Regions from separate parts of the Homo sapiens genome. Here regions 1, 3 and 4 are each linked to region 2. A link is a contact called in ENCODE Hi-C or POLR2A ChIA-PET data. All regions are on one chromosome and are shown on one strand. Each heading gives the region's core, a stretch centred on a gene start or an enhancer-like site at or near the end of the contact. The rest is flanking DNA. Distances are from core to core; before and after follow the strand shown. Region 1 overlaps ZNF827 (zinc finger protein 827). Region 2 overlaps LOC105377465 (a long non-coding RNA gene). Region 3 overlaps ZNF827 (zinc finger protein 827). Region 4 overlaps ZNF827 (zinc finger protein 827).

Region 1 (2,821 bases), core at 35-2,534, 580 kb after region 2:
TCCTTGGGCTCAAATGAGCCTCCTGTTTTTATAAATAAAGTTTTATTGGAACATGGCCATGCCCACTCATTTGCATATTGTCTACGACTACTTTCAAGTTTCAACAGCCGAGTTGAGTAGTAGTGACAGAAACTGTATGACCTGAAAGCCTAAAATATTTACTATTTGCCCCTTTGAAAAAAGCTTGCAGGACCCTGGCTTATAAAATAGGTTTTAACCTTATTCTTAGAGCAGCAGCATTAAAGGCTCCTACTGAATTAAAAAAGAAACTTCTTTAATGCATTTCACTCTTGGGTGACTGTACTAACAAACAAGAATATTCTTTCCTGCTAGACAATGAGCCCTGAATCCTGCTACATCAGAGAGAACAAGATCTTTGCTTCATTCCCTGTGGTAATTACGAGGTATGTGTTTGCACTGGTTAGTTGTGAAGTTTCCACTCACGACAATTAAATGATGACAAGTCCAGCTTCTGCCTAGCCATATGGTTTCTATGGTTTCTATGGTGGTATGGGTGTGGAGGGGGCTTTGGAGCAGGATGGGAGGGAGGAAGGTTTTCAACTGGGTTCAGGTATACTTTGGAGTAAAGAGGGTTAGAACAAAGGTTAACAGAAAGGAGAAAAAAAAGACTATCTGAAAAGCCAGTGGTAATGGAAAAGAGTTTGGCCTTTTCCTCCATTAGCCACTCCAGAAATGCTGAATTTAATTTGTCTTCAACATGGGTTTCCCAGCTCACCTGCTGCCCACAGGCTAATGTGGTTACAGTCAGACAACTGACTGTAAAAATGGCACCTTCTCACTTGGCATAACGGCTCTCTGCAGACCTCCAAGTCATAGCTGCTCAATTTACTGACAAAAACAAGCTTTTATTACTGTTGGCACCACTGAGCCAAAGTGGCCAGAGAAACACAGAGAGATCCTCCTCTGCTGTGTACATCGTCAGCACAACTGTCAGGGAAATTCCCCTTCCCGAATCCTTCAAGTGCTGATGATGTGAGGGGCTGACCCAACACCCAGGGCTGGCAATCAGCAACATCAGCTCTTAATTTGTAAGCCCCGCAAATGCAGACGGAGCTCCTCCTCATTCTCACTTAATGACTCCTTGCTGGTATCATTTGTAACCATCACTTGTGAGAGTATAATTGCATGGTGAAGTCAGAATGTTAACATCAATAAATGGAAGAAGTTAACCAGAATGGCAAGAAGCTTAAATAACAGGCGAGCACTGGTGAAGCCTTGGCCATGGCCTAGACAGTGATGGGTTTGTTTCAGGAGAATCTGGTTTTCTTTGGCCGCGAACACACATGCCATGCGTCATTAAGGAGAGCGTCAGGGCTGCAGTTTCACTGGAGAGGAACAGAGCCTACAGAAGTAGGTGTGTAGTGCCCTGGCATGGGAAAACAGAAAGGTTCAAAGCTCTGCCAAGTGTTTCTCGGGGCTGTCAGAACAGCAATGATACAGAGAGCAAGCTCTGGAATGAAAACTGTTCTGGGCTGAGTTTCAGTAGTCACTGAAACTAGTGACTACTGAACTAGTGACTGAAACTAGTGACCACAGCAACCCCTAGTTGCTGACCTTGGATGGAATATCTCACCTCTGTTAAGCCTGTTTCTTCACCTGTACTGTACAGTGTGATAATAATAGTATTCACTTAGAGGGTTGCTATGGGGCTTAAATGAGAGCCAGTGTGCAAAGGCATAAGACTGGGGCATTGAAAGACTGTCACATATGGTGATGAGGAAGAGGATCAGGATGAGCAACAAGCAAAGAGCTCGGCACCTCTCAACCACATCTGAACTTGGGAGTCTTTCAGAGCAGTGAGGCACAAGGCATGCCAGGAAACAGTATTATGACTACAGGGAAATGTGGCTTTCATGCCTTGGGAAAGTCCTTCCTTCCATGGAAGGAAAAGGGCAATGTCTCAGGGCAGTGGGGATGCTTCGGCCAGGTGGCAGGTGCTCTGGGGTGCAGGGGATGGAGAAGGAGTGTGAGAAGGACAGACAGGAATGGTCACCTGTGTGCTTGGTGCCAATGTGAGTCTTTATCTCTGCTTCCTCCATGGTGACGAAGTCGCAGGCAGTGCAGCAGATCGAAAACATCCACTGCTCCTTGTCCACGTGGAGTGACATGTGGCTGACAAACTGGACATTGAGCTCGGTCTCAAATCCACACACGTGACAACTACATGAAAGGGTAAAAGAAAAGAGGGGGAGAGAAAAGGGTGACACATACTTCTAAATGTAGGCTGTCCATTTATACACAGTACACTCAAGAAAACTGGAATTTGAAACACATTTGTCTCTCCACCAAAAGGTTTTGCATTAGAAAATTCTTCTGCTTTCTGGGATGCCTCTAAAGTAGTCACTGTGCCAAAGAGACTAAGGGCCAGCATCATGTAACAATCACATATGTGTTATAATGATGCTAAATAATCATAAAGTTAATTTAAAACTATGGATTCCAGATGCTGCACATCACCTAATTGATTTCCTTTGGGCAAAGAGATGTGGGGTAGCATTGCCAAGGTATTTAGTGGTGCCGGTCCACTGATAAACTCGGAGAGCACCTCATAGTCCAGGAACCTCTCTCTGGCTCTGGAAACCTTCCCTAGTAGCAATGAAAGCACCTACAGTTTGTTGTATGGCACTCCAAGCAAGAGGCTACTCTATCCGGGACAACTTCTGATAGAAGCCACCCACTGCTAGAGACATTTCCTGCAAAAGCAAGTTTCCACCAATCAGTATGGCAACTCTCTAGGACAAGATTTGACAGCCAGAAACTTGGGGGTTTTATGGCAATCAAACCAATATTGATTCATGAT
Region 2 (3,034 bases), core at 349-2,848:
ATTATACTTCAAGGTATACATTCAAGATAATTAAAAACGTGTCCAGATAAAAACTTGTATACTAATGTTCTTAGCAACATTATTCATAATAGCTGAAAAGTAGAGATAACCCAAATGTCCATCAACTGATGGATGAATAAACAAATATGGTATATCCATATAATACAATTAAAATCAAAGTACAACACAACAACAAAATGGTGAACCTTGAAAATATGCTAAATGAAACAAGCCTGGCACAAAAGGCCACATGTATGATTCCCTTTATATGAAATGTCCAGAAAAGGCAAATCCATAGAGACAGAAAGTAGAGGGAGTTGAGGAGTGGGAGAATGGGGAGTGGCTGTTAATAGGTAAGATTTTTGAGGACAGGTGAAAATATTTTGAAATTAGATCAGGGTAAAAGTTGTGCATCTCTATGAATATGCTAAAACCATGAAATTGTGCACTTTGAAAAGGTGAATTTTGTGAGATATGAATTATACCTCAATAGAGCTGCCATAAAAAATAAATAAAAATGGGCCAGGCATGGTGGGGCTCACACGTGTAATCCTAGCACTTTGGGAGGCCAAGGCGGGCGGATTACCTGAGGTCAGGAGTTCAAGACCAGCCTGGTCGACATAGCGAAACCTCTTCTCTACTAAAAATACAAAAATTAGCCAGGTGTGGTGGCAGGCGCCTGTAATCCCATCTACATGGGGGAGGCTGAGTCATGGGAATTACTTGAACCTGGGAGGTGGAGGTTGCAGTGAGCTGATATGACGCCACTGCACTCCAGCTTGGGGGATAGAGTGAGGTTCTGTCTCCAAAAATATAAATACATAAATAAATAAGAAGTATAAGTATTTCAAATAAACTTAAAAATTAAAAAAAATGCATTTTATTATAGTAATCTCCCCTTACTGGCGGGAGATACATTTCAAGACCCCCAGGGGAATGACTGAAACTGTAGACAGTACCGAAACCTATACGTTCTGTTTTTTTCTATACATATTAATGCATACTTATGATGAAGTTTAATTTATAAACTCGGCAAATAAAATAGAATAATTATAATAAAATACTGTAATAAAAGTTATGTGAATGTGGTCTTTCCCTTTCTTTCTTTGAAAATATCTTATTGTACTGTACCATGGGGAACTGAAACTGCAGAAAGCAAAACCTCAGATAAAGGGAGACTCCTGTATTTGCTGTTGGGTCTACCACAAGGCTCAGTTGTATAAAGTCAGCCACATTTTCTTGTGCCAAAATCTACCATGTTTCCAAACAATTCAGTAAGTGTTTGTTTCATTTTCCCCAATTAGCAAGAACAGTCAACATGTGTAAACTCATTATTTGGTAATATAATAAGCTTGTCTGGTATTATCTTCTAGGATAAATACTTGTAACTATAAATAGCACATTCAGTCTCCTAATTATCCATTTTTATAAAAATCTTATCCATAGATAATCTAAGATGAAGAAGTAGACAATAAAGTACCAAGAAAAAATAAAGCACCAGTAGAATGAGAAAGTGTAGCAGGACATGAACTTCTTGTTTTAATGTTTTCTTTCTCTTTCTTTGCAATAAACACATTCCAGGAAAGGCATGTCTACTGCCACTCCTGAGAATGGAATGAAGGTATTTCCCTTACCTGTTTTAAAGACTGACCACTAGCCTATAAGGCTATTGCTCTAAGCACGAGTTTTAATGAGCCATCAAGATCTATTGTGGGGCCTGGCATGGTGGTGCACACTTGTAATCCAAGCACTTTGGGAGGCCGAGGTGGGTGGATTGCTTGAGCCCAGGAGTTCAAGACTAGCCTGGGCAACATGGTGAAACCTCGTCTCTACTAAAACCACAAAAATTAGCCAGGAGTGGTGGCGCACGCCTGTAATCCCAGCTACTTGGGAGGCTGAGGCAATAAAATTGCTTGAACCCAGGAGGTGGAGGTTGCAGTGAGCCGAGATCACACCACTGCACTCCAGCCTGGGCGACAGAGCAAGAGTCAGTCTCAAAAAAAAAAAAAAAAAAACTATTGTGAAAGAAATTAAGAATAGTCATTTGATTTGTGTGTGACTATGTACAAAAAAAAAAAAAGCAGAAAGCACATGAAGTGAGATGATAGGAACTGGTGATTGGGACATAAACCTAGGAAAAAATGTCACAGAAAGTAGGAGCCTGGTGCGCAAGAAGTGCAGAGTAGGTGGACTATTACACATAAAGTTTTGGTGCCGCAAAAGAAATAGCACTCGAATATAAAATTTTCTTTTTAATTCTCAGCAAGGCAAGTTACTTCTATATAGAACGGTGCGCCCTTACAGATGGAACAATGGTGAGCGCCCAGGTGGACAAGGGAGGGGAAGGGGTTCTTATCCCTGACGAACTTGGCTGCAGCCGCTGTGTCATTCTCCTGTTAGCTAGGGTTAGACCACACAGGCTAAACTAATTCCGATTGGCTAATTGAAAGAGAATGATGGGATGAGAGCTTTGGCGGGAGTCAGGGCAGAGCAGGTAGCAGGTAATCCTAATGAGTTAGAGTGGAGCAGGTGGTCAGAATGAGTTAGGGTGGAGCAGGTGATCAGAATGAGTTAGGGTGGGGTAGGTAATGGAAAAAGGTTGCTTTATGAGGAAGTTAAGTTTAAAAGTAGAAGGCAAAGAATTGAACATACTGACATATTAATTCTTTGAAAATAAATTTAGAACTCCCATCTAACAGGACTAAGGATTACTGTGAGGCTTACTGCCCAACCAGCCCCAAGCCTTCACAGGGGGAGACTCCAGGCTCTTGCACGCATGGACTCTGCTGGCTGGCACAGACCCAGCTTATCAGCAGATCACCATCTGATTCCAGGAGTTTCACTCTGTCCCCAACCAGCCACTCCACATTTACACCGTCTCTGCAGCGGCTTAAGTCTTGTTGAGGTCCAAGGAGGGCCTTGGATATCTGGAACAATGGTGAGGGTGCTGAAGTGAGCCAGTCATGTTCCCTCCTCCAGCTGGGATGTGTGGTGACTTCTTCCCTTACTGTAACACAGAAAGAAAAAGAAACAA
Region 3 (2,700 bases), core at 50-2,549, 690 kb after region 2:
CTCCTCCTTCACCTTGGCTTCTGTCCTCAGGAAGTGCTGATGGCAACGCATGTGGAGTTTCAGGCTGAAGTGGCGTGAGGAAGTAAAAGGGCACAGCTGGCACTGAAAGGTCTCTCCCCGATCCTGGTGCTGATGAACCTGACGGAGAAGCAAGAAGAATGAGCTAGCCACCGTGCATTTATGGAAAATGCCTTGCTGTAGATCCAGACTATTCATCAATCATTTCCTCACCGTGCAAAGGGCTGGCCTTTGTACTGCAGAGCATTTCACTATGGGGCTCCAGGTAATGAGGCCAATCCCTAAACATAAAGTGGGTCCACATAGGTTAAGAGTCCATTATTAGGGCCATGCTCACAACTGAGGATGCAGCCGGCCAACGGATGCTATTTTGGGTAGCATCCCACTATTCTAGTCATCTGATCTCAGTTGATGTCTTCAGAGAAAATATTATAAACCCAGCACAATCCAAACTTACAAAATTACTAGTTGGGGATCAAAAGAGGTAACCTGTCAAGTAATTCCTCTCACAATAATGATACTTTGCATTCATCCAATTTTTTGTTAGTTATGTTCTGCAAACATAATTTCAGTTTTCAAAATGCTGCTCTTAGGTAATTAAGAATGTAGAAAATAATGTCTCCAGGGTATTCCCGTTTCAAAGACAGAGAAATTGAGGCCCCAGAATAAATGGATTGAGCGAAATTACATACAAAAAAAAAAAACAAAGTAGGAGAAAAACCAAGGTCTGACCCTCACCAAGTATTCTGAGCAAGAGGAAACCAATTTTTCCAAACGTGGCTATAATATCATGCTCCAGATTCTGACGTCTGCAATGAAAGAATGCAGACTTTTAAATCCAGTTCCAGTCTTGCATGCACATGATACCTGTAAAAATTGGGAGAAACTTTTTCTTCCTGTCACTACCAAATTTAGTGCTTAAAAAAGTGAGGAAATCATTGCATTGGCCTGAGCCAGGCTTTGAGCTGGCAGGTGCTCATAAGCTTGTAACTTCCCCATTTATCTCTGCCAATGCACTTTAGTGCTGACCTGCTACACTCTGCTATTTCAGGACTGGTCCTCCCTTAAGTAGAACTGCCAATTGTGTAGATGTGGGCCAAATGATTTGGGGAGCTGTGTGATCTGAACAAACAAGTGAGTGATTGGAACCCAAAAGCAAAACAAAACTGACACCTCCTCTTTTAGGGGTGACCTAAGCAGGACTCGAACCCAGGTCTCACCAAGGTTAAAGGCTCATGCGTTAATCCGCTGCACCACCTGGCCCCTCTCGGTAGGTTTCCTTTCCAAGAGAGCAAGTTTTACAACAGCTGTTTATGCATTCTGAATGCAATCCAAAAGCATTATTCACCAGCCAAAACATACTTTTAAATAATGTTAAGTGACCAACAAAAGCAAAGAAATTAAAAGTTAATGGTGAGATCCTGTCGCTACAGCACCCCACTGTGGCTTTTTGAAAAAAACAACAGAAGAGATTCTGGGTCCCCCAAAGCACGAGTTTCTTAACAGAAATAGCCATATACACTTAAACTCAGTTAGGCAAAGTCCTGATCATGGAAAGGCTTTCCCTCTGCTGGGGTGGAGTGCTGGGGGTGGGGAAACACACTGATTGTCACCAGCTGTTAACATCACCCCTTTCTGTTCTTTCACAACAAAAGGATTTCACTAGGAGCTGACCATTTCATTGCTTTCTCACAGAATCCCCACCATCTCCTCCGACCAATTCACGCAGAAGCAGGCACCTTGGGGACCTCAGGTCACAGTCCCATGGGACCCTGACCGGTGCTGCCAAAAGCATGCCCTGGAACCAGGTGATAAAGGTCACGAGTTAGAGAGCTTCCATTGTCCCTGAGAGCAGTGCAGTGGGGCAGATCCATTTCAGAAGTGTCCTTACATCTACTGACCCAGGAGAGGAGGGGAGCTAATCCAAGAACAGAAGCTCCGGAAGCAGCTTCTGGAAGAAGGAAAAGGACAGAGCACAAGCCCAAGTTCTAAAATCAAAAGGGAGTCCTGGATTAAAAACCGTCTATGTGCATGTATTTTATGTGACTTCTTTTTCACCAGATCCTGGCCTTGTTATATTTAGTTATGGACAAATTAGTGAAGCTTTAAAGGAAAAACAGTGGGTATTTTGTTGACTTTTGCACTTAACAATTTTTTTTGAGCTACAACTTCCCAAAAGGACTATATATCACATTTGGCCTTTGAGAGAAGTATTAGCTCTATCCTCTGACTGCAGTTTTTCCCCCTTCTCTCCTGACATTCGAGCACTTTTCTGTCATAATTTTTATTCTCTTTAGCTTGACATTTGCTTTAAAGATCTTCTTAGTCTACTAAAATGAAGACATGCTTCTCTAAAGCACGTCATTCTCTCCAGGCCATGTTTAGGGGCTCACCTATCCTCTGGTCATTTCACACAAACAACCCATATCAGGTGCTGTTACATCATTAGGGCCATCTCTTCACCATTGGGGCCATTTCTTGGTAGCAGTTGGATGCTTGGGTTGTGGTATTTCAGAGCTTGGGGAAATTTTGGGAAACCTCTACTCCATCCCCCACTAGGGGGACAGGTGAGGGCCTTCATGAGAAGTTAGAGCTCCTTAAATGGCAGACCTGAGGCTACTAGAACTCAGTACCCTGACTCTCGGTCAGTTTCCTGCTAATACTTCACCAGTGTTCTTTATC
Region 4 (2,700 bases), core at 148-2,647, 630 kb after region 2:
AAATTAAACTTTACCATATGTATGCATAGGAAAAAGCATTGTGTATATAGGGTTCAGTACTATCTGAGGTTTCCGGCAACCACTGTGGGTCTTTTTTTCTTTTTTGAGACAGAGTTTTGCTCTTGTTGCCCAGGCTGGAGTGCAATGGCGCAATCTTGGCTCACTGCAACCTCCGCCTCCTGGGTTCAAGCAATTCTCCAGCCTCAGCCTCCCAAGTAGCTGGGATTACAGGCGTGTGCCACCACGCCCGACTAATTTTTGTATTCTTAGTAGAGATGGGATTTTGCCTTGTTGGCCAGGCTGGTCTCGATTTTCTGACCTCATGTGACCCACCTGCCTCGGCCTCCCAAAGTGCTGGGATTACAGGCATGAGCCACCACGCCCTGCCAACCACTGTGGGTCTTGAAACATATTCCCTGTGTGGATAAGGAGGGACTACTGCATTATCCCTATTTTACAGATGTGGAGACTTAGGCACAAAGAAGTTAGGTAGTTGCCCATGCCCATGAGTTGAGCATGATGGCTTCCCCATCTGCACTCTTTCCCGCTCAGCTACACTGCCTTTCGTTGGTCCGTTAACACCTAAGGAATTTATGGACAATAGAGACCCATGAATCCTTGCAACAAATGGAGAAAAGGAAGAGATAGAGAAGGGGGTGATGGAGGGGAGTAGGGACCAGTCGTTTCAGTATAAAGGTACTGAAGGAAGCTGAAAGACTTTTCTATTGAGAAATAGAGCAAGTAAAAATAATTTTTGTCTTTATTTCCCTATAGAAGTTAAGATATGCCCCAATTTCCTAAAACTTGTACCACTCATGGGCCTGGTCAATTTGCAACTCTAAACATTCGCCACTGCTGTACCTACAGCTTCCTAGAGCAAGCCTGTCTCTGCTATTAACTGTAAATGAAGAAGGAAGGGTAAAGAGGTCGTTAGCTGTTTGTAAGCTTCTATTTCGCCAAAGCTGTAAAGCACATGGTGGCACTATGGCTACATACACAACTGTGTATTAATCCTTCTGGTACCCAGATTAGCTTCATGCTTCAGGAAGGAGAAAAAACTAAACTTGCAGCATGCCCTATAGAGCAGAGCTTGCTTCATGGGATTAGATCTCCAATAACACTGGTTATCCTTAACTCTCTGCACAAGGAACTAAGAAAACAGAAGACACTCCATGTGTAACTTTGTCCCATGAAAGTTCATTTTCAGAATGCTGAAATCATATTCCGTAAGTTCTTTTTCTTCTCCTGTGCCAGTGACCGTAAAGTACAGAAGCACATCCGTTCTCAGGTGACACCCAGCTTTGCGGTGGAAAAAGCACTTCAGTAAGGGGTGGTGAGGCTGACACCTCGTTCATGCTGCTCAGTGACTGTCACTGTTGGCAGCGGGCAGCGGAGAGGCAAGTTCCAGGAGGTACCGGACACAGGATGAAGCGGGCTGCATCTTCCCAGGGAGTAAAACAATCCATGAAATGCACTGGACTTTACGACGTGCCCCGAAGCATGTTTGTACTGTCCTCCAACTGGTTACTTCAGCCAGTTACCAACTGTTCCAGAAAAGGAGCCAGTTTGTGAACACCATATAGCCCTTGCTTCTGAATCCTCAGCTGCCTAGACTTCAGTCATTTTATTATGAAAAAGCCCCTCCATCCAGAAAGTAAGCCAAGGAAGTGGAAAAAAGCAAGAAAAGAGGTTTATTTCTGGTTAATATTTTTGGTAAAAAGTTGATAGAGGAGGAGGTGGAAATTAACAGCTAATGGGGAGGGAATCATCACTTATTTTCACTCAACAAAATCATCATCTATCACAACATATTCCCTTTGGCCCGGGTCAAAGACAGGCTAGCTGGAAGACTTACATAATTCATAAATATTCAGTAACTCTTCAGTAGCAGCATCTGGAAGTTGATGGTATGGACATCAAAGAGCCCAAGCCCCCTGTTAATTTCCCTGGGTTTTGAAAATACAATCTTATAAAACTTTTATCTCCTTGAGTTTCTTTTCTGGATACAAGTGAAATGGCTGTGGAAAGTATATTTTGATTTTTCTCCTGTAGAAAATCTAAGGGCTAAGATATGAAGGGGCAGGGGTGTCATAGTGAGTGGACAATTCCAGGCCAGGCATGGGATGTGGGGTCAGCAGCACAGGGCTGAGAAAGGAAAAGACTTACAATAAATAATAAAAGTCCATAAAGGATTATGGCTCTAAATAGTGATACATTTTGCTAAGTGCCTATTGTGACACCAGTATTTCCACCTTTAACACCTGAGGGCCAACAGAGAGTTTTGTCTCATGCAGAAGAGAAGGCTCATCTACTTAAAATCAACCCTCCCCAAGTGCCACCACTGAAACCAAACGTTACAGGGATTCTCATTTTGACAGCAATAACAAAACCAAAAGAAAACAGAAAAGAAGGTGAGTACAGACTGTGAGAGAAAGTTTGGAAAAGACCTTCTTTGGTAATGACACAACAGTTTTAAAGGAGCAATAGAGAAGAAACAGATTTTTTTTCTAAGAGACAGTAACTTTCAAGACTAAACTTGGGAATGACAAATAGAAAAGAAAAAGATTAAATAAAGAAAGACTGCACTGTAATGAGTTTTTACTTGGAACTCAGAAGGGACTAGATAGATCAGGGTGGCATGAAATTCTATTAAATGTAAGAGTTTCTGGCAAATCATCCTAAAGTGACAGTCTGACTTCT

What was found. A loop is a pair of places that touch in the nucleus more often than their neighbours do. ChIA-PET counts read pairs that join two places held with the same protein, here RNA polymerase II (POLR2A). Pooled maps may share reads with other maps.
Region 1: a pooled map shows a loop between it and region 2 (2.9-fold over the local background). The contact joins two enhancer-like sites. A Hi-C loop is called at or near these places in 2 of 37 single-sample maps with no recorded cell type and 2 of 50 pooled maps. POLR2A ChIA-PET finds 5 or more read pairs at or near these places in 1 of 52 experiments (BJ).
Region 3: a loop to region 2 is called in a pooled map, with 2.7 times the contacts of the local background. The contact joins two enhancer-like sites. A Hi-C loop is called at or near these places in 2 of 50 pooled maps. POLR2A ChIA-PET finds 5 or more read pairs at or near these places in 2 of 52 experiments (OCI-LY7 and activated T-cell).
Region 4: a pooled map shows a loop between it and region 2 (4-fold over the local background). The contact joins two enhancer-like sites. A Hi-C loop is called at or near these places in 3 of 37 single-sample maps with no recorded cell type and 5 of 50 pooled maps. POLR2A ChIA-PET finds 5 or more read pairs at or near these places in 1 of 52 experiments (Panc1).

What each region holds. Positions count from the first base shown.
Region 1 is chr4:145,772,492-145,775,312 of GRCh38, forward strand. ZNF827 (zinc finger protein 827) reads right to left here. Exons shown (of 15, transcript NM_001306215.2): 11 at 2,015-2,181. It also overlaps a transcript of C4orf51 not described here. Among named protein-coding and RNA genes, the nearest start is that of C4orf51, 94 kb to the left of the region's middle. Within about 2 kb of position 1,285, at least 7 of the 41 ENCODE cell types and tissues checked have a DNase peak (open chromatin) inside an H3K27ac peak, as active enhancers do.
Region 2 is chr4:145,194,138-145,197,171 of GRCh38, forward strand. LOC105377465 (a long non-coding RNA gene) reads right to left here. Exons shown (of 3, transcript XR_939276.1): 3 at 2,608-3,007. Among named protein-coding and RNA genes, the nearest start is that of OTUD4, 15 kb to the left of the region's middle. Within about 2 kb of position 1,599, at least 3 of the 41 ENCODE cell types and tissues checked have a DNase peak (open chromatin) inside an H3K27ac peak, as active enhancers do.
Region 3 is chr4:145,886,021-145,888,720 of GRCh38, forward strand. It overlaps ZNF827 (zinc finger protein 827), which reads right to left. Exons shown (of 15, transcript NM_001306215.2): 4 at 1-138. Among named protein-coding and RNA genes, the nearest start is that of ZNF827, 51 kb to the right of the region's middle. RefSeq lists a silencer at 984-1,083. Within about 2 kb of position 1,300, at least 9 of the 41 ENCODE cell types and tissues checked have a DNase peak (open chromatin) inside an H3K27ac peak, as active enhancers do.
Region 4 is chr4:145,826,659-145,829,358 of GRCh38, forward strand. The region is part of intron 7 of ZNF827 (zinc finger protein 827); the gene reads right to left. Among named protein-coding and RNA genes, the nearest start is that of ZNF827, 110 kb to the right of the region's middle. Within about 2 kb of position 1,398, at least 5 of the 41 ENCODE cell types and tissues checked have a DNase peak (open chromatin) inside an H3K27ac peak, as active enhancers do.